2 separate regions of the Homo sapiens genome follow, and region 2 is linked to region 1. Evidence: read pairs that join two places in POLR2A ChIA-PET (ENCODE). Cell type or tissue: Panc1. All regions are shown on one strand. Links, peaks and the distances in the headings refer to the core of each region. The heading gives the core; the rest is flanking DNA.

Region 1 (15,225 bases), core at 5,831-10,830:
CCCTTGGCTCCTGGTATAGTACCTAGAACATAGTAGGTGCCTAATAAATATTTACTGAATATATATACTGGCTATTTTAGTGATAAAGATTTTTTATTTTTAAGAAGCCAAGATAAAAGACAGAATATTTTAAAGAAGAATAAGTGCTATAGGGTCCCTAAGTTTGTTGCCATTTTCTTCATTTGAATTAGAAAATCATTTGAAAATTACATTGTCCATATCTTATGGAATAAACCTCAAATCATGGCCTGGATTTTCCTTTCTTCTCCTTTCTAGGTCTTCTCCCTTCAAGGAGACCTTAGGAAAAAAAATCTTTTTTATATATTTTCAAGGAAAAGTAATTATTCCTATATTATGGAGAAATGATAAAGAAAATACTCTTTTAAAATTTGTCACAATACACAGCATGGAAATTCTATAGCTTAGACCAAAATAAGAGAAACACAAACTTGAGGTTAGAAGGGGTCTTAAGAATCATCTATACATTCTCTCCTCTCCCCAGTCCTACAGTCAAAATCAATTGGTCACACACATTTTGATGATATTTAGTAGATCCATTTCCATTTTCCAGGAGGCTAAAGTACCTTTCAAAGGCATCTTGAAAATCCTTATATAACCCCCTGCCCCCAGGAGTCTGTAGATTTTGCTCTTATCTTATAGCTGTATAAACCGAGGCTAGAAGTAGGGTCTCCCTCTCCAAAATTCCAATAAAAGACATGAGAGTGAGGCTCAGTCTCTCTACTACTCATGTTTTATTCAGCACACACTATCAGAGTAAGGATCTTTTGAGTTAGCCAAGCCCCAGGACTCTCTTCACTGGGGAACCACTGCCATCCACCCAATGGAGCTGTGCCCATCCATTCATGCTCCAACAACCGAGCCACAGCTGCATCTTCCAGCTTTGCTAATGGGTCTCAAACTGAACCCCAAATCTCCTCTCTAGAGAATTGGAGCCCCAAAGGGTCTTGCATTCTTAAGGCCCTTGTACTCTGAAGGCCTCCACTTGCAGTTGGGTGCTCTGCAGTTGATTCTTAGTATTTTTATCTTTGAATTTATGTTTTATAAGTGAAGTCTGAAGGGATAACAGAACATGCACTGGGGTCTAAAGCCCCAGCTCACCCATGGCCCTGCCTCCTCACCACCTCCCCAGGAGGGATTTTCAGGCACCTACACCTCACCCCTGGTGCCTGGGCTCCACCACCAATGTCACCCTACTCCCAAGGTGCTGACAGAGTCATGTTGGTGGAGGCCTCCGCACCGGTACAGGGAGAGTCAGGACTTGGCATGCACCCTGCAATGTTGTGGGGAGAGGCATAGTGCCAGCCATCCTGCACTCCCTGGACTGGCAGTGCTGCAGTGCAATTGCTGCTGACTCAATGGGGACCTCTCGCCCACTCTCCATCTAGGTACCAAGAGTGCCCAGTGCAGATGTGCAATCTCTTGGGGTTACCTGCCCACTATGAGCTGCAGTGGCAGGCCAGTGGGAAGGGGAGATTGGCATCCCCACACCAGTCTGGTGAGTAGAGTTGTTTTAGAAGAAGCCAGGGACACCAGTGTTGACATTAGAGGTGGTGAGAAGAATGGCATTCAGGATTCTTGCACAGAATGCTGAGTACCCACATGTTCCTTCTGCACTGGGCTCTGCAAATTATGAAGCTCACCCTGTCACTTCACCTAAAGATAGGCCAACTTGACATCTGTGGGGCTTAAGCCTGCTCAAATGGGTTGAAGGCGGGGCGAAACCCAGCCTTGGGTTTCAGGCAGCCATCTTGCATTGTTTGTTCTTCCTAAGTGTCCAGTCTTCCTGGACCTCACCTCACAGTATTCCCATCCCCTGACCAATGCCTGACTCCAGAAGTTTCTGAGTGTTTGCTGGCTGCTGAGCTGTAGTGATGGAGCTGTATGGTAACAGAGCTGGAGATGACCCAAGTTTCTCTTGTCCCACTCCTTGCCTGATGGCACCAACCCCACCACCTCCCCAGGCAGAAGACTAAGCCAAAAATGGTTACTAAATAGTAACCACCCAGGAAGCAACTTGGGACTTGGAACTGGGCCCATTGTTACTTAATGCATCCTCTCCCCACCCCATAAATGAACTTGGACACAGTCAAGTCGCACTATAATGAAGTGGCAAAGGAGATGGAAGTGAAAAAGAAAAACAGCTGACGTATCTAATTTTCCTAAGACATAGAAAAACGGGCTGCAAACAGAAAAATGAGGCTTAGCTAGGAAAAATGTAAACAAGATGTTTGGGGAAAGGCGTCTAAAACCACCCAGTCTTCAGTGGACAGGAAAGACCCAGCTCCTCCCGGGTCATCACAGAGGGTGGGTTGGAAAGGTGGGCAGAACAGAGCAGAGGGTGGCCATGGGTGGTGTGGGGCTACCAATGATGCATGCCTCCTGCCAAGCAGGCACCTTCACAACCCGGTGGGATGGACCCAGATGAGACGGATAACCAAGAAGGCTAGGTACAGGGAGAACCCCATCTTCCCAGCAGGAAGAACTTTCCACACAGACCAGGAAGCAGGAATTCTGTAAACACTAAGGCTGCTAGCTACCGTCCCTTTTAATGTTTTAGTGGTGATGACAATGCAGTAAGAATGTCAGTGGAGTCAGTTATTGGTTTTTACTCAGTGTCAGACACTGTCTTACAGTCTTTTCCTGCCTTCTCACATTTTACTTTCGCCACAACCTATCCACTTTTTGCAAATAAAGAACTTGAGGCTCAAAGAAGCAACTAGCAAGTGTGAGACCAGACTTTGCACCAAGGTTGGTCTGAATCCAAAGCCCATATCTTTCCCCTATTATATTCTTCTGGTTTACTTAGCAATAGTAATAAAAATACTGATACAAATACTTATACCTTGTTGACTGCTCACTATGTAATCAGGCACTTTGTGTACGTCATCTCACTTAGTAACCACATCAACCATATGAAGTAGTTCCCATGATTCCACCTGGATTACTATTAAGAAAACTGAGCATCAGAGAGACTAAGTAACGAGGCTGAGGTAAGTGTTCTAACAAAGTAAGTGTTCTAACAAAGATTAGAAGTGTTCTAACAAAGATTAGAAGATTAGATTAGTAAGTGTTCTAACAAAGATTAGAACCCAGACCTACTGGCAGAAGGGCTGGTGCTTTTAGACATCATGCTCTCCTGCCTTAGAGAGGTGTCCTATGTCCTTGCCCAGAGGAGAAAGCAGATGGGATCCATTACAGATTCAGATACTGGGGCAGTTGGCTTGGCAATCTCAGGCCATGTAACTGGGTTCTGCCACAGGGCCTCCACCCAGCTGGGCCTTCCTCTCGACTATCCACATTCAACATCTAGCAAGGGGAGTGCCTGGCACTCGAGTGGATTCCATTTCCAAGTGAGATATTCTTTCCTACCCCAGAGGGGTGGCAGCTGTGTTGCTCTGCCTTCCCAGAACCTGTGTTAACCAGTTTCACTCCAGACATTTGCTTCTGGTGATATCAATGTCTTAGAAGGTTCCTGTTGTTGGCATAAACCCAGGGCTGCAAATTATAGGCCACTTCCAGTTTTTTTTTTTCCTCTATGACTTTGAAAGGCCAGCCATCACCTCTAATGATGTGCACATCTCCTGTGAACCTGGATGCCTTCCTAGATAAACAACAAAGTCTTACAAACACAACTTACTCCCAGGCCCAGAGAGTTCCTAATAAGCCAATGTTGGTGTGTGTGGGTGTGATGAGACCCGCGAGAAGTCCCCAGATGGAGATTGAAGAAGTGGAAATTCGGTGCTAATGCTAATTCTTCATTTAGCACTGTTTCAGCCATAGTTAAAGCGTGCATTGGGGCCTTAAAAAGGTTATGTTTATAAGGAAGAAGGAAGACAGTCCATGTCTGACTTGCTGAACATGCAAAACGAAAACAACAACAAATAAAGTAACCCTGGAACTCCTCCTGCCTGGGTTTTTGGGTTTTTTCCTGGAGATTCCTTGAGGGCATTTTAAATATAATCCAAGAGATTTTTCTTCTGTGGCCAGATGACCTGGGCTGGGTCTTCATGCCACCATTTACTAGCTGTATGTATTTGTATCTTAGACAAATAACCCCCATCTCTGAGCCTCAGTGGCAGCATCTGTAAAAGAGGGATATGTAATAACAGAACCGTCCTCATCAGTTATCAGGAGGAATAAATGAGTTAGCCCAGGGGAAATGCTGAAAGCATTGCCAGACTTGAGCGTGCCTCACAATCATGCAGGACTCATCAAAACGCAGATTGTGGCTGGGGGCGGTGGCTCACACCTGTAATCCCAGCACTTTGGGAGGCCGAGGCGGGTGGATCACCTGAGGTCAGGAGTTCGAGACCAGCCTGACCAATATGGTGAAACTCTGTCTCTACTAAAATTACAAAAATTAGCTAGGCATGGTGGGGTGCGCCTGTAATCCCAACTACTCAGGAAGCTGAGCCAGGAGAATCACTTGAATCCGGGAGGCGGAGGTTGCATTGAGCCAAGATCGTGCCATTGCACTCCAGCCTGGGTGACAAGAGCAAGACTTTGTCTAAAAAAAAAAAAACAGATCACTTGGGCCCTAACCCCAGAGTTTCTGAATCCATTAAACTTTGCTTCTCTAACAGATTCCCAGCTGATACTGAAGCTCCTGGTTCGGGGACCATACTTTGAGAACCTTCAGCTTACAACAATGCCCAGCATGTACGTGCTTGAAAATGTTAGCCGTCACTACCATTATCATTAATTCTGTTCTCCTTATAGCTCTTCAAGAGCCTCAGAGAAAGTCACCTTATTGCTTTCCATATTGAACAAAAATTTCCCGACGCTTCCAACTCAGTTTCTACTTCTCATGCCCACTGAATCACTGAGTGTTTCCACTATTTTAATACCACGTTGTTTCCAGCATCTGCTCCTACCTTTTATGCCTCCCCCATCAATGCCCTAAGCCTGGCTCCTGCCATTCCTTTCTCTTCTACAGTAAATCACCAAATTCCATATATAATGAGTTCTTGCAAATACATACTTGTGTAGAATACCACACTTCCATGATTTAGGAGGAATTCTGTCCTCATAGAGCTTGAAAGGATTATAAAATCCCTAATTACACCTCATCTTCAGAGCTCATTTTCGGGTGATATATTTTCAGCCTTTGGTACCCATGTGTTCCTTTCTTCCACAACTGATGTGCAATAACCTGAGTCCAATGAGGATAAAGATTTGCCACTTCTGCAAGCCTATTGATTTTCATCTTTATCTCAATTATATTAAGACCTGTGGTCATCAATGTCAAGATCCATTTTTTTCCACGGAGACTCATAAAGTATGATAAAAGTACAATCAAAGTATTCAACTAATTGTACAAAATTCAAATAATTGCTAAGGAGATTAAGAATGGCAAAGCTGCTGAGAGGTGACCTCTGACAGGCAGCGAGCCCCACAGCGAGTAGCCCAAGACACCCAGGGGTGCTTCTCGAAGCCCCCAGTCTGGCTCCCCCTCATTCTCGCCCCTCACAGTGGCCAGTGGGAGCTTCTAGGCCACCCCAAAGCTTATAGATTCCACAGTGCTGTTCTTCTCTAAGTACTGGCCAAATCAAAAAATGCAACCTCTGATGACCTCTCACCTAAAAACATAACTTCTCCTCTGTCTTCTCACCAGATCCCCGCTCCACTTGTTCAAAGCCCCCCTGTGTAGATAGGCCCCAATTTTACCTTCAAAGCAGAGTGTATGTGGAATTCCTTTTACTACTTTCTGTTCACCCAATTAGCTCTTTTTCCATTTTGGGAGTCCTGCTTGTTAGAGGAGCCTGTCCAGCTGATCAAAGAACAGCTGAAACTTCTCTCTCCTCCTCAATTTGGATTTAGAAATCACAAAAGTTACCTTCACCACTCTTGATCTTCTCTCCATCCAGCTTGCCGTGAATCCTTAGAAGTCCTACCTTTGTCCCAACAAAGTATAATTGCCTTTTCTGGGCCTGATTTAAACTCTTTGCCATCCATCCGGGTCTTCAGTTAACGCTACACTCCTTCAGCTCTCTGCCATATGCTGTAAACTCTAGGGGAAACTGGCCTCCTGGGACTCTTGCAGATATGAGCAGCAAATGGAAAAATACATATATATGCATACATGCACACACACGTACACATACATGCACACAAATGTATCTCACACATTACCAGGTATCCATGACCTATTGACAACGGTAGTAGCTAAGTTTCCTCTCTTCCTAGTATTAACCCATTCAAAGCCACTGACTCTAGCCTGAGTTTCTATATCAAGCAAAACTCCAGTTCCAACAAAAGGAATTGAACTTTCTGGGCTTGGGGCAAAAGCTTATAACACACAAAACAAAGCCAGTAGATACAGAATAGCAGAAAGTGCAATCTGCAAACACACCCATGCTCTGAACCACCAAGATACCTAATGAGGTAAATAGGAAAATCCAGAACGTTTCATATCATCAGTTTCAAAAATTACAAGAAACCAATTATCCCTCAGAGCTGTTACTAGTATATAGTGTTTCTCTCGGAAACCCCAATTTTCCTTCCGGACACAATTCAAAACAGAGGGAAAGGGAAAAAAATCAATACTGGAAATGTCAGAGACTTTTCCAGCCAGTGCCTTATGGACGTGTAGCTGGGCTTCTGCAGATCACACAGCTTGTCTTCTCTGTGTGCAGGCATGAGATAAGCACAATTTTCCTACCTGCTTTCTCTTGGCCTCACCTGGGGTCATTTTCATTATTCCCCACTCAGGACATTCTGTGTTAAGACTCACAGAATGTAAATGAGAATGTTCGCTTTCAAAAGCAGAGCCACAGAAAGGGCTGTATGAGTGGCAAGCTCAGAGTTGGGGGTCAGGGTGAGGAGACAGACTTGACTGCTGAATGCAGATGTCTAGGCATGGCCATCTGAGCCTCTGCAATGCAGAGCCCAGCACCCAGGAAGCCCATCTTTCACCTTTCCCAACAGCCAGGTCCATGGTTTTGGTGACTTTCCTGTCCACCCCTGGGTTCCATTCCTCATCTGTCTCCAGGCCTTCCTTCTGCCCCTTTACTGGAGGAACACACTTTCTGGAGTTCCTCCTGACTTTCCCTCCTGAAACGACATCTGACAGTCAAATGTGAAGGCTAAGCTCGCCTCTACAAGCCTTCCCTCTGGGACGTGTCTCCTTATATGGAGATTTCTTCTGTAAAGTGAATGGTTTGAAACCAGCCCATTTTTAAGCAGTGCCTGGTAATGGGCTTTCCAAATCTGAGTCTCTGTTGAACCACCTGCATGACTAGGGCCAGAGCCAGGGCCACCTACATGATTATTCTTTGCATACTATTTTTCTTATATCAATCCACTTTTTAAACAAGTAAATACGTTTAAAACAGAAACCACAGCAACATAATTTACACTAAGTGGAATGGAACTCAATGATCAACTCAATGCCAACAAAATAATGTTAAGAAATCCTAACTAGTCAGCATCCCTAGCTGAAGACACTAAGTTCGAGGACTGCTCCTCCTTCTTCAAACGAGGGAGATTTCCAAGTCCTGGAGGAGGGGAGAGGACACCATGGTACAACTCAAGATCCTCTCTAGCACAATCCCAAGGGCGAAAGGAAAATAAAAGAGGAGAGCAGTTTCTAACCACAAGCCCTAATGTTATTTAATGTCATTGCACGCATCGCCTAAAATCATTTCAGTGATCTGTGGCAGAAAATCCCTCCCTCTCTCCCAGGAAGGTTTACTGAGTATCTACTTTGTTCCAGGAACTTTGTAGGGAGTGGGGAACCAAAAGACTAAAAAAGAAAGAAAAAAAAGCTGTGTGCCCACATGACACTTAAAATCTATTAAAAAAAGAAAAAAACAAAACTGTATCTAGGAGAGCCTTCTTTCCAGATCAGCACCTTAAATAAACTTCGATTTAAAACTGTGAAAACTAGTTCTCGCCCCACACCCCAGCAAGAGATTCTGTATTCACAAAGCAGCATTTCTGATTATGTTCCCGGTAGGAAATGACAAGTGGTTATTAGTTGTTAAGCATCTGGCATGCTTCGTAAGCAGTATTAACCGCCCCCAAAAACCTCAAGGCTTCCCAGATAAACAAGTCCCCACCCAAACACCCTTTCCTATCTGTCCTAGGGGTAACCCCCAGCACCAAAAGACAAATGACATTTAAAACCTGATTGAAACCACACCAAACCATGGAGCTTTTAAATGTCAAGGAGGAAGGCAATTCAACCCAGCAGGTTTCTCCAGGACTGACTGAAAAACCACTTCTCTGTAGTTAGCTTTAAAAAAAATCAATCAGTAGAGACAGCAAGAGAAGAGAGTGAGGCCAAGACTGACCTTTGAGTCAAGGGTGACTGAAATGATTCACATTTGTGACTAATTATCTCTCTCTTAATCTTTATGTTTGTCTCTCCCTGAACAGGAGCTGTCTTCCAAGCAGCTGAGACATATGACCCGATTGAATTCCAGGCTTCTGTTGGGTCTTGGTTTGTCCAGATTTAGAGGAGCTGTCCGTGTGTGTGTGTGTGTGTGTGTGTGTGTGTGTGTGTGTGTGTGTTTAAACAACTGACATGTCATTCTTTTAAAGTGCACATAAAAGTTTAAGCTTCCTGAATCTCATAAAGAAAAATTATAAAAGGATGCCTGTACTGTTTTCAAAACCTAAAATCTCTTTAAACTGTCTTAAAAGTATGCTCTATTTGGACACAGAATAACATTGCTAACTTGAAACCAAGATGTTAGGCATTTCATGCTACTTTCCCATTAAAAGAGATGGATTACACCTTAGAATAACACATAGGCACTTATATAAACTTAATAAGCACTTATTACTGTCTTACTCTCTGCTAGTCACTGAGCACTTTTTATAAATAACTTATTTAGTCTTCACGACAACCCTATAAGGTTTGGTCCTATTACTGCTGTTTCACAGAAAAGGAAATACAGAGAGGTAAAGCAACTTGCTCAAGGTCACATAGCTAGTAAGTGGCTATGCTGGGCACTGAACCCAAGCACTCTGCCTCTAAAGGCTGTGATCTTGACCACTACCCTATACTGCCCCCCTACACACTACGTACAGAGTGCTTTACATGTGTTATTTCACATAAAGCATATAATAAACTTTTAAGGTAAGTTGTATTTTTAGTCCCATTTCGCAGATGAGGAAACTGAGGCACAGGGAGGTGAAACAGCTTGCCCACTCAGCAAATGAGTGAGAAGTAGGGATTCTGACTTCACTAAGGTGCCGTCCAGTCAGTGACTCCTTGTCACTCAACACTCCCCATTCCCTCTCCACCATATGCCTTTGGTTAGAGTCATGAAAACAGCTTGCGTCTGTGAATTAGAAACTATCCTCTGATTGGTCCTGGAACCTTAAACTCACTAGCTTTATACCAACAATGTATAGACAGGGGAGAAGTCTGACTGATCCAGACAATGGATCCAGATGTGGTATGATTCAGGGTCCCCTGGGGGACCCCCACTACCCAAACTCTTTCAAGGGATCCCCATGGTCAAAACTATTTTCTCGGTAATACTAAGCTATTTGTTTTTTTCCCTTACATTCTCCACGAGTTTACAGTGGAATTTTCCCAAAACTACGTGGCATGCAATATCATTACAAATTGAAAGTGAAGCAGATATAAGAATCCAACTGTCTTCTATGAAGCCAGACAATGCAGAGATCTCCTTTCTATTTTATTCTGAGTTGTTTTTCATAAAAATGTAATTAGCACTAGTATGTAATAGGCTTATTACTTAAATACATTAAGACATATTTTAAAGCTCTTCAGGTTTAATTTCTATTATGGTAAAGATAGACATAACCCAAATAAGCAATACGTTTTACGAGTGTAAAGGGGTCCTGAGACCAAAATGCCTGAGAACTGCTGCATGAGACTGTGATCTCCATTAACTGCTGGGAGACACAGGAGTGGTGCCCCTCTGCAACGTGCAGCACACAGCAGGGACTTGAGATACGTAATTTTGTCTGTTGAAGGAATGTCCAACTGTACAGTATTGGCCACCCCTTTTAGGTCCATGCCCCCACATGCATGATAATGATGGATGCTCAGATCCACACAGCTTACCTGAAAATAGTCTGTAATGAATGATCCAAGTTCACTCTTCAACAGCCGCCTGGGGAGAAGGGAGAAGAGAAACACCGTCAAGCAGCCCTTGATGGTACAGCTCATGGTGACAATGTGCTCACCAGTGGCACGGGGTGGGGCCAGGTCTGAGATCTTGAGGGCACTTTCTTAGGTCCTGGTCCCCCTTCCCCCATTGTTATCATGGAATTGCAGTGATGGGAAGCCTAGAAGGAGATGCGTTCCTCAGTTCACTCTGAGAAAGTAGCACTGTGAAGAGGGCAGCTGGCCAAAGGAAATCCTAATTCTAGCAGAGCTGGTAGGGGCAGGCCAGGGCACCTGACTTTATATGAAGCAAAAAGAAGGAAGAGAAAGATCATCATTTTGCACTCCTCCACATTTGCAGAGCACTTTATAGTTTAAAACACATTTTTCATACATTCTTCAACTAAGGATTATAAAATGTATGTGGGGTGGGGTAGGAGTAATTATTTATTATTATTATTTTTTTGAGACAGAGTCTCGCTCTGTCTCCCAGGCTGGAGTGCAGTGGCGCAATCTTGGCTCACTGCAAGCTCCGCCTCCTGGGTTCATGCAATTCTCCTGCCTCAGCCTCCCGAGTAGCTGGGACCACAGGCGCCCGCCACCATGCCCGGCTAATTTTTTGTATTTTTAGTAGAGACAGAGTTTCACCATGTTAGCCAGGATGGTCTCGATCTCCTGACCTCGTGATCCGCCCGCCTCGGCCTCCCAAAGTGCTGGGATTACAGGTGTGAGCCACCGCGGGTAGTAGTAATTATTATTCTTCCTGTACAGATTTTTAAAATTATGCCTCAGAGAGTTCCCCAAAATAAGTCAGTGGCAGAGCCAAGATGTGAACCCAGACTTTCTGCAAATTCAACATCTTTTCCCATAACTCCACCCTGTCTCTCCTCCAAATCCAGAACCCCCTCCCCTCACCCTAACTTAAAATTCAACTTGGTACCATGGTTTGGGTGGTCTTACAACCCATGCCCAATGGACTGAGGCAGTCTTCCAAGGGGACCACAGCAGGGACAATAGAGAGATTTTATTTATCCAGCAACGAAGATGTATTGAGCAGCTCTTTATGTGTTACACGTTGTTCTAGCACAAGGAGTTCAAAGGTGAATGAGACAGACAAGGTCTCTGCTCTCTTCTTGGGGGCTGATGGATAGATAGCACGTTAATAAATATACTCACAAGATGATTTCAACGAATCTTAAGTGCTAATAAAATACAAATGGAAAATAGGGATATTGACACCAGCTCTCCTTTTCCCTGTGACAAATAATGGAACTATCCATACTATTCTTTATTTTGATCCAGACAAGGTAAGGGAACAAAAAGCAAGAATAACTGGCTCCCCAGATCCAGTGAGTAAACCCTTCATGATTTCAAATGACTTTCTTTGCTCATCCCATTGGCTATGGCTATTAAGGAGCAAATGCTCAAGTTTCTGACGACGCTTGCTGAGTATTCACTCCCCCAAAACACGTTCACTCATGTCACTGAAGGATAAACAGGAGGTTACAGCAAGATGTTATGTGCAGAGAAAACAGGCACAATAAAATTAAGACAAAAGAATAGAGAACCACCCATGATTTGAATTACTGTAGCAGAAAAAGCCCTGGAAAGCCACAAACACACGTTGAACAAAGAAAATACCTTCCTTTTCCCATGACAGAATATTTGTCTGTTGTGGATGCTGCATTTTGAGGGCCAATTTAAAGGCAGTCTCATGGAGGGCCACCCTGTCAACACAACCCAGGAGTTCTCTCAGATGTGGGCAGGTCTGATCCGAGAGGGAAGCCTTCATCAAAAGCCACTGGACTAAGAGCGGGTTGGGCATCACTAGTCTTTGAGGCAGAGGCTAGACATGTCTCTCAGACAGGAAACAGCAACCTATGGGGCAGCCCCAAGTGGACGGAGGCTTTGAAACAGGAAGAGGTAAGGAGATTGCTTCTGACCACAGGAGGGAGAAACACCTCCTAACAAAGTCTTCGTCATCCTTGGGAAGTCTCAAAACCATAGGTGAAGAAGCCAAGCTTTGCGCACAAGTGGAAAAACAAGTCCTACTGATAGGCTACTTAGGAGAGAGCTTCCCAAGGAGATATCTTGGGTACTCATGATGCTGAGGGACTAATGTGCTTCTGAGATCAAATAATACGCTGTGGAATTGGTGTCCCAAGGAACCCACAGTGGGAAAACACTATGCTCATGAAGATGCCATGGGTAAGATTGAAAAAGAAAAAGGTCGGGGTTAAGGGGGACTTCAAAATAAAAAACTATGGACACACTCCTGGAGAGCAGCACGGAGGAGGGATCTATGATGGTGTAATAATTGTGAGTTTGGGCTAGATATGACTGAACAAGTAAAGGTTGCCCCAGGCATCTCACAGCGGGATGCAGAAAAGCATCCTGATGCTACCCAGTTGAGGAATCCAAGACATCTCCTCCCCTCCTATCAGGGAGGGCACGAAGGGGCTTCACTCTACAGGGAGGGTGGAAGCACAGCAGCCTTACATTGCAGCTAGGGTGCAGCAAGCCACAGCCAAGGCCAGAATTCTGCAGAGTGTCCCAGGAAGAGAAAAGTCTAGGTAGAAATCAGCCAATAACAGAGCAGAAGCTAAAGAGCAGACAATGCAACTTCCAAGACAAAGACTTAGCAGAAAGGACTCTGAAGCTAGAAGCAGCTGTAACAGGGGGGATGAGATGGTAATGGTTAGGAATAAAGAAGTAGAACATGAAGAGGGGCCTTTCGCCATGCTGATAGTGATAACCATTTCTTTACTGAGGAGGAACCAGACACGATGTGGTAATCTGCTTTATATACTTTAAATGTAATGGGCCATAGCCAGGTACAGTAGGAGAACCACACACTTGTCCTTTTATAAAATCCAGAATGCAAAACCTTCTCCACTAGGTACTGTTCATAGAATTATCTGAACAGAAAAGACCTTTCTTAATAATTTAAGTCAAGATTCTATTGCTCTACCTGGGCAAATCAGTAAGCTACACTGCCCTTATCCCTTACAAAATCCTGCCTTCTGTCTGGGCATGATAACATGGTTAGACAGGGTCACATGTTATATATATATATGCAGAGTTTTTCATTGCAGCAAAATATAGAAATCAACATAAATATGCACCAATAAAGTGCTAATAAAAAGATTATGTTCATCCAGGCAATGGAATTCTATGCAACTATTTTAAAAAGGGTGTGAAGAAGTGCTCTAAATAATATGAAAGATCTAAGTCATAGTAAGCAAAGAAACAATGCAAGATACAGAACAGTGTGTACATACAACAGGCTACCTTGTAAAATGGGAAGAGAAAAATAAGAATACACATTTTAGTTTACACAACACTAACATATTTGTTGGTCAATTCCACTCTTATAACTTGCTGTTCAAGTCTGTATTACTATATGAAGGGGTTTCCCCATAGGCCCTTAGAATTGAAATATATAGCTCCTTGATTTTTAAACACAGAGAACACATATGCATTTTATTTATTTTTTAATTAATTAACTGTTTTTTATTGAGACAGAGTTGCACTCTGTTGCCCAAGCTGGAGTGCAGTGGTGTGATCTCAGCTCACTGCAACCTCTGCCTCCCGGGCTCAAGCAATTCTTATGCCTCAGCCTCCTGAGTAGCTGGGAGAGCAGGCGCGCAACACTGCTCCTGGCTAATTTTTCTATTTTTGGTAGAGATAGGGTTTCACCCTTTTGGGCAGACTGACCTCAAACTCCTGACCTCAGGTGATCTGCCCACCTTGGCCTCCCAAAGTGCTAGGATTACAGGCATGAGCCACTGTGCCTGGCCCACAGATGCATTTTTAAAAATCATATGTAAAGAAGCACTGGGTTGTGTGTCCTCTTCTCTATGTCTACATGTAAAGCCTTGGAGAAGCTTGAAGTTGTTGCTGGAAATTACGTAAGGCAACACAACACTTTAGCCAGCTTGATTCCCTGAAGTTTGAGGAAGATGCTGTCCCACAAACACCACATCACCAGAACCCAGTCTAGTCCACAGACCCTGTAGAAAGTATCCAGTATCTACTTTAAAGTTCATATGGAACCAAAAAAGAGCCCGCATCACCAAGGCAATCCTAAGCCAAAAGAACAAAGCTGGAGGCATCACACTACCTGACTTCAAACTATACTACAAGGCTACAGTAACCAAAACAGCATGGTACTGCTACCAAAACAGAGATATAGATCAATGGAACAGAACAGAGCCCACAGAAATAACGCTGCATATCTACAACTATCTGATCTTTGACAAACCTGAGAAAAACAAGCAATGGGGAAAGGATTCCCTATTTAATAAATGGTTCTGGGAAAACTGGCTAGCCATATGTAGAAAGCTGAAACTGGATCCCTTCCTTACACCTTATACAAAAATTAATTCAAGATGGATTAAAGACTTAAACGTTAGACCTAAAACCATAAAAACCCTAGAAGAAAACCTAGGCATTACCATTCAGGACATAGGCATGGGCAAGGACTTCATGTCTGAACACCAAAAGCAATGGCAACAAAAGCCAAAATTGACAAATGGGATCTAATTAAACTAAACAGCTTCTGCACAGCAAAAGAAACTACCATCAGAGTGAACAGGCAACCTACAAAATGGGAGAAAATTTTCACAACCTACTCATCTGACAAAGGGCTAATATCCAGAATCTACAATGAACTCAAACAAATTTACAAGAAAAAAACAAACAACCCCATCAAAAAGTGGGCGAAGGACATGAACAGACACTTCTCAAAAGAAGACATTTATGCAGCCAAAAAACATGAAAAAATGCTCAGCATCACTGGCCATCAGAGAAATGCAAATCAAAACCACAGTGAGATACCATCTCACACCAGTTAGAATGGCAATCATTAAAAAGTCAGGAAACAACAGGTGCTGGAGAGGATGTGGAGAAATAGGAACACTTTTACACTGTTGGTGGGACTGTAAACTAGTTCAACCATTGTGGAAGTCAGTGTGGCGATTCCTCAGGGATGTAGAACTAGAAATACCATTTGACCCAGCCATCCCATTACTGGGTATATACCCAAAGGACTATAAATCATGCTGCTATAAAGACACATGCACACGTATGTTTACTGTGGCACTATTCACAATAGG
Region 2 (15,225 bases), core at 5,898-10,897, 520 kb after region 1:
AGATACTTTTAGATCTGGCTGTGATGCGCGGGACTGTGGCAGCCACCTTAGGCCCATGAGGGGACTTAGCATGAGAATGGAAGAACTGAAAGATAGAAAGAACTTGGGTCCTTGATGACATCATTTGAGTCACTGGGTTAACCCACCTTGGACTACTTTACTTCTGGGATTCTTGTTATTTGATAAAAGAAGTGTTCTTATTGTTTAAGCCAGTTGAATTCATTTTTAATTTTTAGTTACTTGAATCCCCAAACATCCTAAATGACATACCTCCAAATTAATACAAATCACAAGCCACAAATGAGACATACTTTAATGAGAGCTGACTTGATAGCATGGAGAACAATTTTGCAAATTCTTAGGAGAAGCTGTCCCTTAGGCAACAGTGATATTGGTAGCCAGGAGATCATAAATCATTTCTAATGCTCCCAGAGCCTTATCAATATACAGAATTTTGCAAGCACAGCAACATTTTTTTTTATATTTATGAAAAAAGCACCTCAAAGGAATTATCTGTTTAAAGTAGCTTTTTTGTGCTTCAAAGTCCTTGCTCCTTCAGACAGAGAGTTGGACAAGTTTAAAGTGGTTTTATTGTGCGTTCCACTCGCTCAAGTTTGATAGGCTGTGTTTTCATGACAGGTCTGTCCCAGCACTGGGTGCCTGGGATGATTTGATGTGGGCTGAGTTCGGACAGCCTAATACTTGGGAAAAAATGTGCTGAAATTGAACAAGATCGCTTTCTGCCCAGCTGTTCTCCAAAGGCTCAGACATTTTTAGCACTGAGCAAAGAAGCTTGTATTTGTTTTGACGTTCTTGGCAAGGAGAACAATGGTTTATTATCCTAGCACTTTACTAACAAATAAGACTGCCTCCAGCAGAGATAAAATATGGGTCTTGACTTCATTGCATCTCATGTCCAAGGGAATTATCTTCTATTCATTCTGATGCCCTTTCATTATGCAGTGTATCTTTTTGTTCTTTATCCTTACCCCACAAAGTAACCCCTGGCTTTCACTCTGAGAAGACAGCTTCCTGAAATCACCATGGGCATGGCAGTTTGATTGTCTTATAAAACATATACTGTATTTTCACTTCTCCAATTTGATATCTTGGAATTTTTTTGTTTGTTTGTTTGCTTTTGGTTCTCCAGATGTGTATGGTTACTTTCTTCTCTAATTTTTCTGTCTGCTTCCTTTTGATATTTGTTTATGTTGTTGCTACTGTTTTAGCACACAGAAGTCTTGGCTTTTACATCATACCTACATTGAAGAGGGCTATCCGGACGCTTTTCTTCGCCCATATGGAGAAGTGTATTACACAGAACAATAGTTTTCTTCAAAACAAAAGGAATTTTTAATATTTTCATGAAAACACTTCTATTTCTCTCCCTATTCTTTGCCTTCCAAAGGATTTTAAAAATTAAACCTTTTTGTAAGTATCACATATGCAGATGTGTGTATAGTTCAATGCATTTTCACAAAGTGAGCACAGCTGTGTAACAATTGTCCCCTCATGTCCCCTCACTGTCGCTGCCTGCCTGTTCCCAAAGGTAACCACTATTCTGACTTCTATCATCAAGCTAAATTTTTCCTCTTTTGCTCGACATTACAGTTGTATGATTCAATCGTGTTGTGATGGATAATGGTAGTTTCATTTTTACTACTGCATATCATTCCATTGGATGACTACACTACAATTTATGTTGATGGCCATTTGATTTGCAAATTTGGGGCTATTACAAGTAGTACTGCTATCACATTTTTGTATGTGTCTTTTGGTGAATATATGTCCACATTTTTCTTAGTTATATGTACCTAGAGGCAGAATTAATGGGGAAGAGGGTATGTATATATTCACTGTTTGTAGGTTGTCCCAATTTATATTTCTGCCAAGAAGGTATGAAAGTCCTGTATCAGTTCAAATACTTGCCAGCACTTGGTATTATTGGTCTTTTAATGATAGCAATTCTGTTAAGTGGGTGGCAGCATCTTGTTGGTCTTATTTTGCATATTCCTGATGAATAATAAGATTGCATACCTTTTATGTTTATTGGCATTTGGAGATCCTCCTCTGTGAAGTGCTTAGAACAGTTTTCATCCTTTTTCTGTTGAGTGTTATATATATTTCTTATTAATATTAAAGACTTCTTTATATATTATGGAAATGAGTTCTTTGTTGAATATATGTATTGCAAATACTGTCTTGCACTCTGTGGATTGCCTTTTTACATTCTCATAGAATCTTTTAATAAATAGAAGTTGTTAATTTTTAAAAAACTTTGTACGATAAAATCATTTTAGACTTAAAAAAATAATACAGAGAGTTCCTGTATACTTTTTACCTAGCATTCCCTAATAGTAACATATTACTTAACCAGAGTACAAAAAATTAATACTGCCACAATACTATTACTAATCTACAGACCTTAATCCCCATTTTGTCAACTGTCCACTAATGCCCTTTTCACAGTTCAGGATCCAACCTAAGATTCCTACATTGACTAAAATTGTCATGTATCCTTGGTCTCTTGCAATCTGGGGTGATTCCTCAGTTTTTCTTTGTCTTTTTGAGCTCAACACTTTTGAAGAGGTATTTTGTAGACTATCCCTCAATTTGGGACTCTCTAATGTTTTCTCATAATTAGCAAAACTATTCCAATAATTAGTAACTATAAACATGGCGTATCTAAGAAATTTTGGTTTACTTTGTCTTTTTTTAAGTCAGGTTTTTGAGTATGATTTATATTCACATAGAGTACAATTCACCCTTGTTAGTGTATAGTTCTGAATTTTGACAAATATTTCCAGTCATGTAATAACTATCACAATTGAAAAATAGAACAGTCCCATTAACCCCCTAAAATTCCCTCATGCCCCCTACTCTTTTTTTTTTTTTTTTTTTTTTTTGAGACAGAGTCTTGCTCTGTCGCCCAGGCTGGAGTGCAGTGGTGCGATCTCAGCTCACTGCAAGCCCCACCTCCCGGGATCACGCTGTTATCCTGCGTCAGCCTCCCCAGTAGCTGGGACTACAGGCGCCCACCCACCACACCCAGATAATTTTTTGTATTTTTAGTAGAGACGGGGTTTCACCATCTTAGCCAGGATGGTCTCAATCTCCTGACCTCATGATCCACCCGCCTCGGCCTCCAAAAGTGCTGGGATTACAGGCGTGAGCCACTGTGCCCGGCCCCCTCATGCCCCTTTTTAGTCAACCTCTTCCCCTACTCCAGCCCATGGCAACCACCTATCTCAGGGGTCTACAACCCCCAGGTCATGGTATCAGTTTGTGGCCTGTTATCACCTGGCTGCACAGCAGGAGGTGAGTGGCAGGTGAGTGAGCATTACCACCTAAGCTCTGCCTCCTGTCAGATCAGCAGTGGCATTAGATTCTCATAGGAGCACAAACCCTATTGTGAACTGCACATACAGGGGATCTAGGTTGTGTGCTCCTTATGAGAATCTAATGCCTGATGACCTGAGGTGGAACAGTTTTATCTTGAAACAATCCCCCTTACCCCACCCCGTGGAAAAGTTGTCTCCCATGAAACCAGTTCTGGGTGCCAAGAAGGTTGAAGACTGCTGACCTGTTTTTAATCCCTATAGTTTTGTTTTTTCCAGAATTGACATATAGAGTCATACAGAATAGAGCCTTTTGAGTCTGGCTTATTTCACTTAGAATAATGCATTTGAGACACTTTATTTGGTTGTATCAGTAGTCTGTTCTTTTTCATTTCTTAGTAGTATTCCATTGAATGGATGTACCACAATTTGGTTATTTTTTTGTTCATTTCAATGATTTTACTCTGGTTATGTTACTATTAGACAAAGCTGGGTAAAGAATATATAGGCACTAACTGGTTTATCTATTCACCAGTTGGTGGACATTGAGCTGTTTCCAGTTTTTGGTAAAGCTTTGACTTGTATACAAATAAAGCCATTATAAAATTTGTATAGAAGTCTTTGTGTGGATGCAAGCTTTCATTTATCTTGGGTAAATACGTGGCGATGGAATTGCTGGATCATATGGTAAATGTTCATATATAAGTAATTGCCAAACTGTTTTTCAAAGTGGCTGTACTATTTTGCATTCTCATTCTCAACATATGGGAGTTCTAGTTGCTCCATATCCTTGACAGCACTTGATATTGTCAGTTTTTCTCATGATTAGATTGGGGTTATGCTTTTTTTTTTTTTTTTCAAGAATAACATGGATGTTTTGCTTTTCTCAGTGCATCATATCAGAAAGTATAGGATGCTGATATTGTTACTGGTCGGGTTAACTTTGATTAAGGTGATATGTGCCAGAATTCACAGTAAATTTACTATTTTTTCCTTTATAACTAATAAGTATCCTGTAGGGACATACTTTAGGACCATACAACTATCCTGTTTCTCATTCTACCTTTACCTACTAATTTTGGCATCCTGCAATGATTTGTGCTCCCAGTAATTATTACTCTGGTGTTGCCTATGATGATTTTCTATAATTCCCTTTGCACTTATTAATTGGAATTCTGCGTAAGGAAGTAGTGTCCTTTTGCCCCCATTTATTTATTCAATTATACCGATATGGACTCAAGGATATTAATTTTATTTTATGGGTTACAATTCATTTCTTTCTTATTTATTTTGTTTTTCAAATGGTCCCAGGATTAACCATTGGGAGCTCTTTCAGGTTGATTCCTATCAATATCACCTCGTTTTCTGGTTGTAAACTTACTTTCGGGTCCCACGATATGCTCCAGGCTCATCTTCTGTTTTCCCTGTCCGTGCTCTGGAGTCAACCATTTTTCCAAGGATTTATTGTTCCTTTTATTGTAAGATGATATTTATAAATCAAGATCTTGGTGCTAGCTTTGCACATTGTTACTGAGGTTTCAGTGCTTCTAGTCCCTCTCAACAGAAAGAGCTAGGAAGTATATCATATATGTACAGCACAAACATACATATAGCTATGTTTATTTTTATATCTATGCATTCTGTGGGAGTGCATATTAAAAGCCATGAATTCATACCGATGGTATAGGTTATAATCTAACACCACAGAGTTTCTTTGACCTTCATTTCCCTCATTTTTATCTTCTTTCTCTGATAGTGAACAACCTGTCATTATCTACAATGTATTTATTTGCTCAAACCTAGTATAGACATCAAATGCTTTCAGAATTGCTAACCTTTATAAGAAGCAAATGTACTTAACCTTTAACCTCATAGCTTTATAAGAAGGAAATGTACTTAACTATAGTACAATATTTCTATATGGTTCTTTTTGTCTTTAGCTTTACAATATATAACCAGAGTTCTATTTTCCAAAGTGACTTAGTTTTTTTCTACCTACCACCTTCAATGTGGCTCTGTTAGTCCAGAAGTTCTTAGTTTTGATAGTCATAGTTATCCATCCACCAGGAATTGATTTTTTAAAATTACAAACCATAAATACACAACTGGGTACGTTTTCACATATTAAACATCCTTGTGTAACCAGCACTTCAGAAGCTCCCTCTTACTTACTTCCAACCACAAACCCACTCCTTATGGCAACTATCATCCAAATTCTAATGCAATAGTATATGTTTCCATGCTTTATATAAATAGAATAATGTATTGTATGTTTTGGTGTGTGTATCTGCCTTCTTTCGATCAATATTATGTTTGTTACATTCATGTTATTACATGTAATTATAGTTTATTGTCATTGCTGTTTAGTAGTCCATTGCATCAATACACAAAAATTTACTTATCATTTCAACATTGATGAGAATTTGAGTGGCTTCCAGTATGAACATGTAAGCTAGTATGACACTATATTCTTAAACATGTCTTTTGGGGAATGTATGTATGTATTTTTGGGGGGTATCCTGGGAATAAAATTGTCTGCATTATAGGGTATGCATATGTTCAACTTTCATAGACCGTTCAAATAGTTTGCAGTGCTATAAGCAACATACAGGAGTTCCAGGTTGTCCCACATCTCAGCCGACACTTAGTATTGTCTACCTTTTAAATTTTACCCATTTTTGTAGATGTGACATCATATTGTAGTTAGCATTTCTCTGATGTCTAATTAAGCTAATCATTTTTTCCATATAGTTATTGGCCATTAGGCTAGCTTCTTTGTAAAGCCCATTATTTTGCTCATTTTTCTATTTTTCTTTTTCTTTCTTTTTTTATTTTTTGAGAGCTTTATCACCCAGGCTGGAGTGCAGTGGCACGATCTCACCTCACTGCAGCCCCCACCTCCTGGGTTCAACCGATTCTCCTGCCTCAGCCTCCCAGTTAGCTGTGACTACAGGCACTCACCACCGTACCCGGTTATTTTTTTGTATTTTTAGTAGAGATGGGGTTTCACCATGTTGACCAGGCTGGTCTTAAACTCCTGACCTCAAGTGATGCACCCACCTGAGCCTCTCAACGTGCTGGGATTACAGGCATTAGCCACCATGCCCAGCTCCATTTTTCTATTTTTCTATTGAGTCACTGGATTGTATGTTTGTTTTCTTACTGAATGGTGGAAGTTATTTATGCATGCTGAATATGAGTCCCTTTTTTGGAATTATGTGTTGCAGATATTTTGTCCCACTCTTTGAATTGCCTTTTCACTCTTTTAATTATGCCTTTAAATGAAAAAAAGTTTTTGATTCTAATATAGTCCAATTTATAAAGGTTTCCATCATGTTTATCAATTTTAATTCCTTTAAAAAAATTAACTACTTCAAGATCACAAAGATATTCTCCTGTTTTTAACTTTTAGAAGACATATTTTGTTTTACCTTTCAAGTTACGTTGCATTCCTCTAGAACTGTCTTTTTTTAATTTAAGAAAATAGTTTATTATTTAAAATATCTTAGAAAAATCATGTAAAATCATCAATTTTATGACAAAATTAATTTTTTTTTTTTGAGATAGAGTCTCGCTCTGTCGCCCAGGCTGGAGTGCAGTGGCACGATCTCGGCTCACTGCAAGCTCCGCATCCCAGGTTCACGCCGTTCTTCTGCCTCAGCCTCCTGAGTAGCTGGGACTACAGGTGCGCGCTACCACTCCCGGCTACTTTATTTTTGTATTTTTAGTAGAAACGGGGTTTCACAGTGTTAGCCATGATGGTCTCAATCTCCTGATCTCGTGATCCACCCGCTTCAGCCTCCTGAAGTGCTGGGATTACAAGCATGAGCCACCGTGCTCGGCCAACAAAATTTAAAATTTTTTAAATTGACAGATAACATTTTAGCTGTTGTATTGTGTACAACATGATTAGAATTGCTTTTTATGTATGACGTAAGGGTAGGGATCAAGATTTTATTTTTTTTCCCTTAAGATTTATTATTGCTCCTGAGCAAGTTATTAAAAAAAAAACTTGTTTTCCATCTTATCGTAAGTTAAATGATCACGTATGTGTGTATCAGTTTCTGGTCTCTAGTTCTATGTCTCTGGTCTATTTTTATACTCTTGTAATAATTCCACATTTGTAAATCTTGCATTGTAATAAGCATTGTACCTGATAGTGTCAGTCCTACAGCTCTGTTCTTGAATATTATTTTGTCTGTGCTTAATCCTTTACATTTCCATATGCATTTTAGAATCAGCTTGTTAACACCAGCCAAATGCATATTCTCATACAAAGCTGCTGGGTTTTTACTTTAGCTTGCATTGAATCCATATGTCATTTTGGGGGCATTGTCATCTTTACAATATTGTGTTTTCCAATCCATGAAGATGGTATATCCATCTATTTATTTAGGTTTTCTGTAACTTTTTTTCTTAGTAGTGGATATTTTCTAGTTATCTTTTTGTTATTGATTTCTAGTTTAACTGCACTGTAGTCTAACAACATATTCTGTATGCTTTCAATTATTCTGAATATTCTGAGATTTGCTTTGTCCATTCATATTGTCAAGTTTTGGTAAATGTTCTGTGTTCATTTGAATGACATTTATATTCCTCATTTGTTGGGTGCGATGTTCTACATAAGCAGTTTGTTAATTATGCTGTTCAAATATTCTCTATCCTTACTGATTTTTGTCTACTTCTTCTATTATTTCCTGAGAAATAGATTTATCTATTTTCCCCTTTTCTTATGCTAATTTTGCTTTATATTTTGAGGCTATGTATTACATGTTGGAAAATACAGGCCAGGTGCAGTGGCTCATGCATGTAATCGCAGCACTTTGGGAAGTTGAGGCAGGCAGATTGCTTGAGCCCAAGGTTCAAGACCAGCCTGGGCAACATGTGAAACCCCATCTCTACAAAAATTACTAAAATTAGCCAGGCATGGTGGCGTGCACCTGTAGTCCCAGTTTCTTGGGAGACTGAGGTGGGATAATTGCTTGAGCCCAGGAGGCTGAGGCTGCAGTGAGCTGTGTTCATGCCACTGCATTCCAGCCTCAGCAACAGAGCAAGACCTTGTTTCAGTAACAAAAAAAAGAAAAAGAAAAAAGAAAGAAAAAAATTTAGATGTGTTATACCTTTTTAGTGGATTAATCCGTTTCTCATTGTAAGATGTCCTTCTTTATCTTTAGTAATGCTTATTACATTAAAGTTTACTTTTTCTGAACAGATGTGGTGGCTCACATCTGTAATCCCAGCACTTTGGGAGGCCAAGGCAAGAGGATAGCTTGAGGCCAGGAGTTTGAAACCAGCCTAGGCAATATAGTGAGATCTCATATCTACAAAAAATAAAAATTAGCCAGGCATGGTGGCATGCATCTGTAGTCCCAGCTACTTGGGAGGCTGGGGTTGCGGGGATGGCTTGAGCCCAGGAGGTCCAGGTTGTAGTAAGTCACAATCTTGCCACTGCACTTTAGCCTGTGCAACATAGTGAGACCTCATCTCAAAAAAAAAAAAAAGTTTACTTTTTCTGATACGTGACTATATATTATCCTTATTTTTCCTAATGCTTATATGGCATATTTTTGCCAATTATTTATAGCCAGGCTTTCTATGCCCTTATATTTAAGATATGTTTCTTATAAGTAGCAAATAGTTGAGGATTTTTTAAAAATCCAATTAGACAATTTTTACATTTTAATTGTAGCACAGTCAATGTACATTCATGGAAATACTGAAATAATAACTTAGTTGGGTTTAAATCTATTGTATGATTTATCTTTTCTTTGTTCTATATTCCTTTTCCTCTCCTTTGTTGTCTTCTTTTGAATTGGTCAAGTTTTTTTTTTATCATTCCATATCCCCCTTCTATTGGCCTTTTAGGTATATATTCTTTTATCTCCTTTTTAAGTGATCACCTTAGAATTTATACCATGCATTCCTGATTTATAATAGTTTAGTATTAATTAGTACTTTTACTACTTCCTGGACAATGGAAGAACCTTAGAATACATTAACTCCACTTATCTCCCTCCGCCCGGGTGGGTTTTGGTAGGTAGTTATGAAGATAAACTAGTAGTCTGCTAGCTGAGAAGACATTGTAGGTACTTAAAACAGCAAGTCTGTGTGTAATGATCTCCTTTGCCCTCTCCAACACATTCTCTCCTGTTTCTGTGAGGCTGACCACTTGGATAACTGCATCACCAAGGTGGCTTTGTCCTCTCCCTTTCTGTTTTGTAGCTAGCGGGAGGGACTGGCAAGAGACTGCAAGATTAGAGCAGTTGGAATACTTATTCTCTCCTTCCCATCATCCCTGCCAGCCTGCCATGGTTCTGACTGCAGCTGCATCCTCCTACAGCTCCAACCTCACACAACCCCTTTCCCAAGATCTGACTCCTGCAAGAGTCTGGTCTGGAAGAAGCTGCAATAATATTCCACATCCACTAGCTGTCCAGTACACATATAATAAAACCCACATCCTCATTGTGATCTACAAGACGTTAGTTGATTTGGCCTCTGTCTGCTAATCGGACCTCGGCTGTACTTTCTCACTCATTTACTGCTTCTTTGTCAAATAGTCCTTTTTTACCCTGTTCAGAAAACATATCAAGTTCCCTCCAGTCTCTGGGCTTTTGCAATTGCTCTTTCCCTTCTTGGGCACATTTTCCTTCTCATCATCCAAGTTTCAGCTCAACAATCACATTCTTAGCGAAGGCTTTAATAGTAACTGTTTCTAAAGGGGCTTCCTTTTTCTGTTTCTCACGTATTACTGGAAGTTTGCCCCCTGTAGGACTTATTGCTGTCTGGAGAATTTTCTTTATTTATTTGTTGACTTCTGTATTATCTGCTTGCCTCCTCTACAATGTAGACAGAGGGAAACTTTGTCTGTCATATTCACCAGAGTATCTTTAGCACCTAGAAGAAACATAATAGATGCTTGATCAATATTTCTCGAATGAATGAATGAACTTATCTTTCTGTCTGGCTCCCAAACATCCCCCCCTCCTCATATATACATTCAATCCTTTATCACCCTGTATTAGGCCAATTCTTGCATTGCTATAAAGAAATACCCGAGACTGGGTAATTTATAAAGAAAAGAGGTTTAATTGGCTCATGATTCTGCAGGCTGTACAGGAAGCATAGTGGCATCTGCTTCTGGGGAGGCCTCAGGAAGCTTCCAATCATGACAGAAGGTGAAGGGGGTGCAGGTATGTCATATGGCGAAAGCAGAAGCAAGAGGCGGGGAGGTGCCACATACTTTTAAACAACCAGATCTTGCAAGAACCCCCTAACTATCACAAGCACAGCATCAAGGGATGGTGCCAAACCATTCATGAGAAATCCACTCCCATGACCAATCACCTTCCCCTAAGCCCAACCTCCAACACTAGGGAGTACAACTCAACATGAGATTTGGGTGGGGACACATATCCAAATGGTATCACATCCCCCATTTCTCACTCACCAACAAATGGGGACTTTTCCAGCAAAGACCATTAGGCTAATGACAACAAATGACTTACTTGGGGAAAGCTTCCTGTAGGAAGTGGCATCTGATGTGGTCTTCAAAGAGAGGCAGGGAACTTCTACATAGAGAATCATCCAGCAATGAATTCAAGTCTAAGAATACCAAAAACCAAACTGAACCAAAACAGAAAACAAAATTCTAGACCAAAATGTTTATTTTATTTTATATTTTGAGATAGAGTCTCACCCTGTTGCCCAGGCTGGCATGCAGTGGCACAATCTCAGCTCACTGCAACCTCTGCCTCCCAGGTTCAAGAAATTATCCTGCCTCAGCCTCGAGAGTAGCTAGGACTACAGGCACGTGCCACCATGTCTGGCTAATTTTTTTGTATCTTTAGTAGAGATGGAGTTTCGCCATGTTGGCCAGGCTGGTCTTGAATTCCTGGCCTCACATGATCCGCCCACCTTGCCCTTCCAAAGTGTTGGGATTACAGGCATGAGCCACCGCACCCAGCCCCAAAATATTTTTTTAAATGAAAACATTTAGATTTTGTTAGTTTTCTAGTGCTATATAACAACTTACCACACACTTCACAGCTTAATGGGGGCCAAAATTCTGTCTACCACAGACACAAACACGGAAAAACAAAACTGGCTTCTGGAAGGGACTGAAGAACCCTAAAGACAAGTCTAGTCTCCCAAGGATAAAAAAGCAACTACCATTTTGATTTTGGAGATAAGCCCTACCTTCTCTCTTTTTAGATGTTCATCAGCTTTTCAATGGAATCTGAAATTTAAAAATTTGTTATAAATTCTTATGAAGACATAATCTGAAATTTTACGTTAAACTGGTTAAAGGTAACCAGGATCTAATAATTTGTCAAAGAGGATGAATATGGGATGCTTTTCTTGAATGCCTGAAACTCTTCTTAATCCAGAGCTTCTCTAAGTGTGGCCAGATGGTGGCTTGGAAATACCCATTCAGCGAGGCATGGTGGTTCACGCCTGTAATCCCAGAACTTTGGGAGTCCGAGGCGAGCAGATCATGAGGTCAGATCGAGACCATCCTGGCTAACACGGTGAAACCCCGTCTCTACTAAAAATACAAGAAAAAATTAACTGGGCGTGGTGGTGGGCACCTGTAGTCCCAGCTACTCGGGAGGCTGAGGCAGGAGAACAGCGTCAACCTGGGAGGCAGAGCTTGCAGTGAGCTGAGATTGTGCCACTGCACTCCAGCCTGGGTGACAGAGCAAGACTCTGTCAAAAAAAAAAAAAAAAAAAAAAAAAGCCCATTCATAGGGGCACCCAATGAATAAGAATTACTGGAATGAAACTGGAGTCTGTGTTTCTAACACACACTCCAGGTGATCTTTAAGCCCCCAAAATTTGACTCCCACAGCTCTCTTCTTTCCCCTGTATTACAGCAAAATGCAATCATCCCAAGTACCCAAAAGAGGTCTCAGACCATTGCCTTAGAGAAATGCAAGGAGAGCTAACAATTTCTAGCTCATGAGGATGGCCTGCTGACTTCCATGTTAAGTCAAGGGGTACCTCAAACTCTGGAGATGAGGACAGGAGAGTGGAGAGGCGAGGGAGTTAACATGGACAAGTGAGTGCGTGTTATGTGCAGGGAAGCAGGTTTTCTACTCACAGATAACACAGGTATGTGGATGGATACACAGTATGAATTTCTCCTAGGCTAGCCCGTCTGACTTCATAGATGGGGCTCTTCCCTTCTCCTGACAGTCAGGAGAGTTTTTTCTGTCCATCTCCTCTGAACTCTTGCCTCATCCCGGGAAGCAGAGCCAAGCCCTGAGGCAGCTTCGACCGCAGGAATGTCACAGGCACAGGTGTTTCTGGATTTACTGAACTCTTGCCTTGAAGCCAAAACAGCTGGGCTTACTGCAGCCCATTTATCCTGCTCCTTTTCTGCCCACTTTTCTCACTCATCTCTGACCCAAGGCTTGTGGTAAAGCACATCAGCATAGACTTGGGTGCAGGTAACAGCTGCCTGGAGGTGCCTGGGCATGTGTAAATTCAGGGCTGTCACCTCATTCCTCATTTAGGCAGCTGGCCAGCACCCGAGGGATTTTTCTGGATCTGCCAAGCACACATCTGAAGCTGAGAGCAGAGAGAGGGTAGGGGAGCAGGGAGGCAGCTGGGTGTTGAGGAAAGAAGGCTTTGAAAGCAACAGACCTAGACTTTGAACCCACACCTGCCACGTCCCGTATGACAATGGGCAAGTCACTTACCCTTCAAGGGCCTCATTTTTTATCGTTAAAATAGGCCTTTGACCTATTTCTTGCAGGTTTGTGTTGTGGATTAAGAAAAATGCTATGAAAGTGTTTGTTAAAATGATTGTCACATAGTAAGCCTTCTTTTTTGTTAGGGTCTTTTCTCCAATATTAAAAGCTTGCTTTGGCAAGTTACTTCTCCTCAGTGCCTCAGTTTCTTCATTTGTAAAGCAGGGACAATCATAGTATCTCACGGGGTAGTTGTGAGGCTTAAACGAGTTAATATATGCAAAGCTCTTTAGAACAGTGCCAACACATTGAAAGTTTTCAAGATGCATGAATTTTTAATTATATGCCTACTTACATTCACAACTCCTTTGGGGTCATAGGGGATGTTATGGAGAAGGCTGGAAACCTGAGAATCCAAGATAGGCCCAGTCTCTTTACAGCTGGAAAAGCAACTACCTGTCTTGATTCAGGCTGCTATAACAAAGTGCCATTGTGTTAGTCCATTTTGCATTCCTATAGAGGAATACCTGAGACTGGGTAATTTATAAAGGAAAGAGGCTTATTTGGCTCACGATTCTGCAGGCTATACAAGCATGGCACCCACATCTGCTTGGCTCCTGGTAAGGCCTCAGAAAGCTTACAATCATGATGAAAGGCAAAGGGGGAGCAGGCGTATCACATGGCGAGAGAGAGAGAGGAGGTCCCCATCTCTCTCTTGTTTTTTTTTTTTTTTTAAACAACCAGAAAGATCGCATGTGAACTTATTATTGTGGGGAGGGCATCAAGATATTCATGAGGGATCCACGCCCATGACTCAAATACCTCCCACTGGACCCACCTTCCACATTGGAGGTCACATTTCAGCATGAGATTTGGAAGGGACAAACATGCAAACTATATCAGCTGTAAACTGGGTGGTTTATAAACAACAAAAATTTATTTCTTGTGGTTCCAGAGGCTGCAAGTCCAAGCTCTGGGCTCCAGTATGGTCAGTTCTAGTGAGGGTCTTCTTCCTGGTTGCAGAGTGTCCACTTCTCCTTGTATCTCCACATGGCAGAAAGAGGGAGGGCAAGAAAGTTCTCTGGGGTTCCCTTTACAAGGTCACTCATCCCATTCATGAGGGTTCCACCCTTATGACCTAATTACCTTCCAAAGGACCCACCTCCAAATACCATCACATTGCAAATTCGATTTTAACTTATGAGTTTTAGGGGGACACTAATAGTCCATCCCACTACCCTTCTGATTTTTCAGACAAGTTCCCCTTTTTTGTCTGGAATGGAGAGAGGCTTTTCTTGCAGAGAAGGCCCAGCTAACTCCCTTCTTTTACGACATAAGTTCCAGTGTGCAGACAAATTATATTAATTATCTACTGCTACATAATAGATTACCCCAAAACATAGTGGTTGAAACCAAACTTTTATTATCTGTGGATTTCTGTGGGTCAGGAGTCTGGGAACACTTCAGTTGAATGGCTGACTCAGGCTCTCTCATGTGGTTGCAACTAAGGTTTTGGCTGGAGCTGCAGTCCTCTCTGAAGGCTTGGTGGGGTAAGGGAGCTGTTCCTGAGATGGTCACTCATTTGTCATTTGGCAGGAGATTTCGGTTCCTAACCATGGGCATTGCTTCTTAGGCTATTGGAATGTCCTTACAAAATGGAAGCTGGCTTCCTACAGAGCAAGATGGAAGAGGGACGGAGATGGAAGCTGCATTATCTTTGTCTTTTATGATGTAGCCTCAAAATTAACACATCATTTCTGCAATTTCTACTCATTGGAAGCTAGTCATTAGGACCAGCCCACATTCAAGAGGAAGCATTGTCAAAGAATTTGAGGTCATATTTAAAACGTCCTTATATTTAAAATACCAATAACGATAGATATCAAATACATGGCAGATTAGGGAAGGAGGTTGATTTCCAAATAAGCCAGGGTCTTTGTTCTCTGTCCTTTGAATTCAGAGTGTCTTCGTTCAATGTCCTTTTTTCTCTGTCCAGTTGACCCTTCCTGGAAAGAGATTTGAAATTTCCAGTTTCCAACAATGTTGAAAACAGGCCCGGAAATGGAAGGAAGAGAAAATCGTTATGGCTCATACCACAAGCTCTTATTGAATGCCTTCATTATGCTGCATCCTACTTGGGCATTAGAAGTAAAGCGAAGAGTAACACAAATCTCTGTTCTTGGGGTACCTGC

The links. ChIA-PET counts read pairs that join two places held together with the same protein. Peaks named below come from ENCODE experiments on the same cell type or tissue, not always from the same donor. Only the 100,000 strongest peaks of a DNase experiment are listed, where the experiment ranks them.
Region 2: POLR2A ChIA-PET joins it to region 1 with 5 read pairs; 2 of 35 experiments call an interaction of 5 or more read pairs at or near these places.

What each region holds. Positions count from the first base shown.
Region 1 is chr11:36,414,145-36,429,369 of GRCh38, reverse strand. PRR5L (proline rich 5 like) reads right to left here. Exons shown (of 9, transcript NM_001160167.2): 4 at 10,067-10,115. Among named protein-coding and RNA genes, the nearest start is that of TRAF6, 89 kb to the left of the region's middle. In Panc1, for the core only: no CTCF peak of the experiment used is centred there; a DNase peak (open chromatin) is centred at 8,379.
Region 2 is chr11:35,891,690-35,906,914 of GRCh38, reverse strand. LOC124902661 (a long non-coding RNA gene) reads right to left here. Exons shown (of 2, transcript XR_007062655.1): 2 at 13,949-15,039. Among named protein-coding and RNA genes, the nearest start is that of LDLRAD3, 45 kb to the left of the region's middle. In Panc1, for the core only: a CTCF peak has its summit at 9,794; no DNase peak of the experiment used is centred there.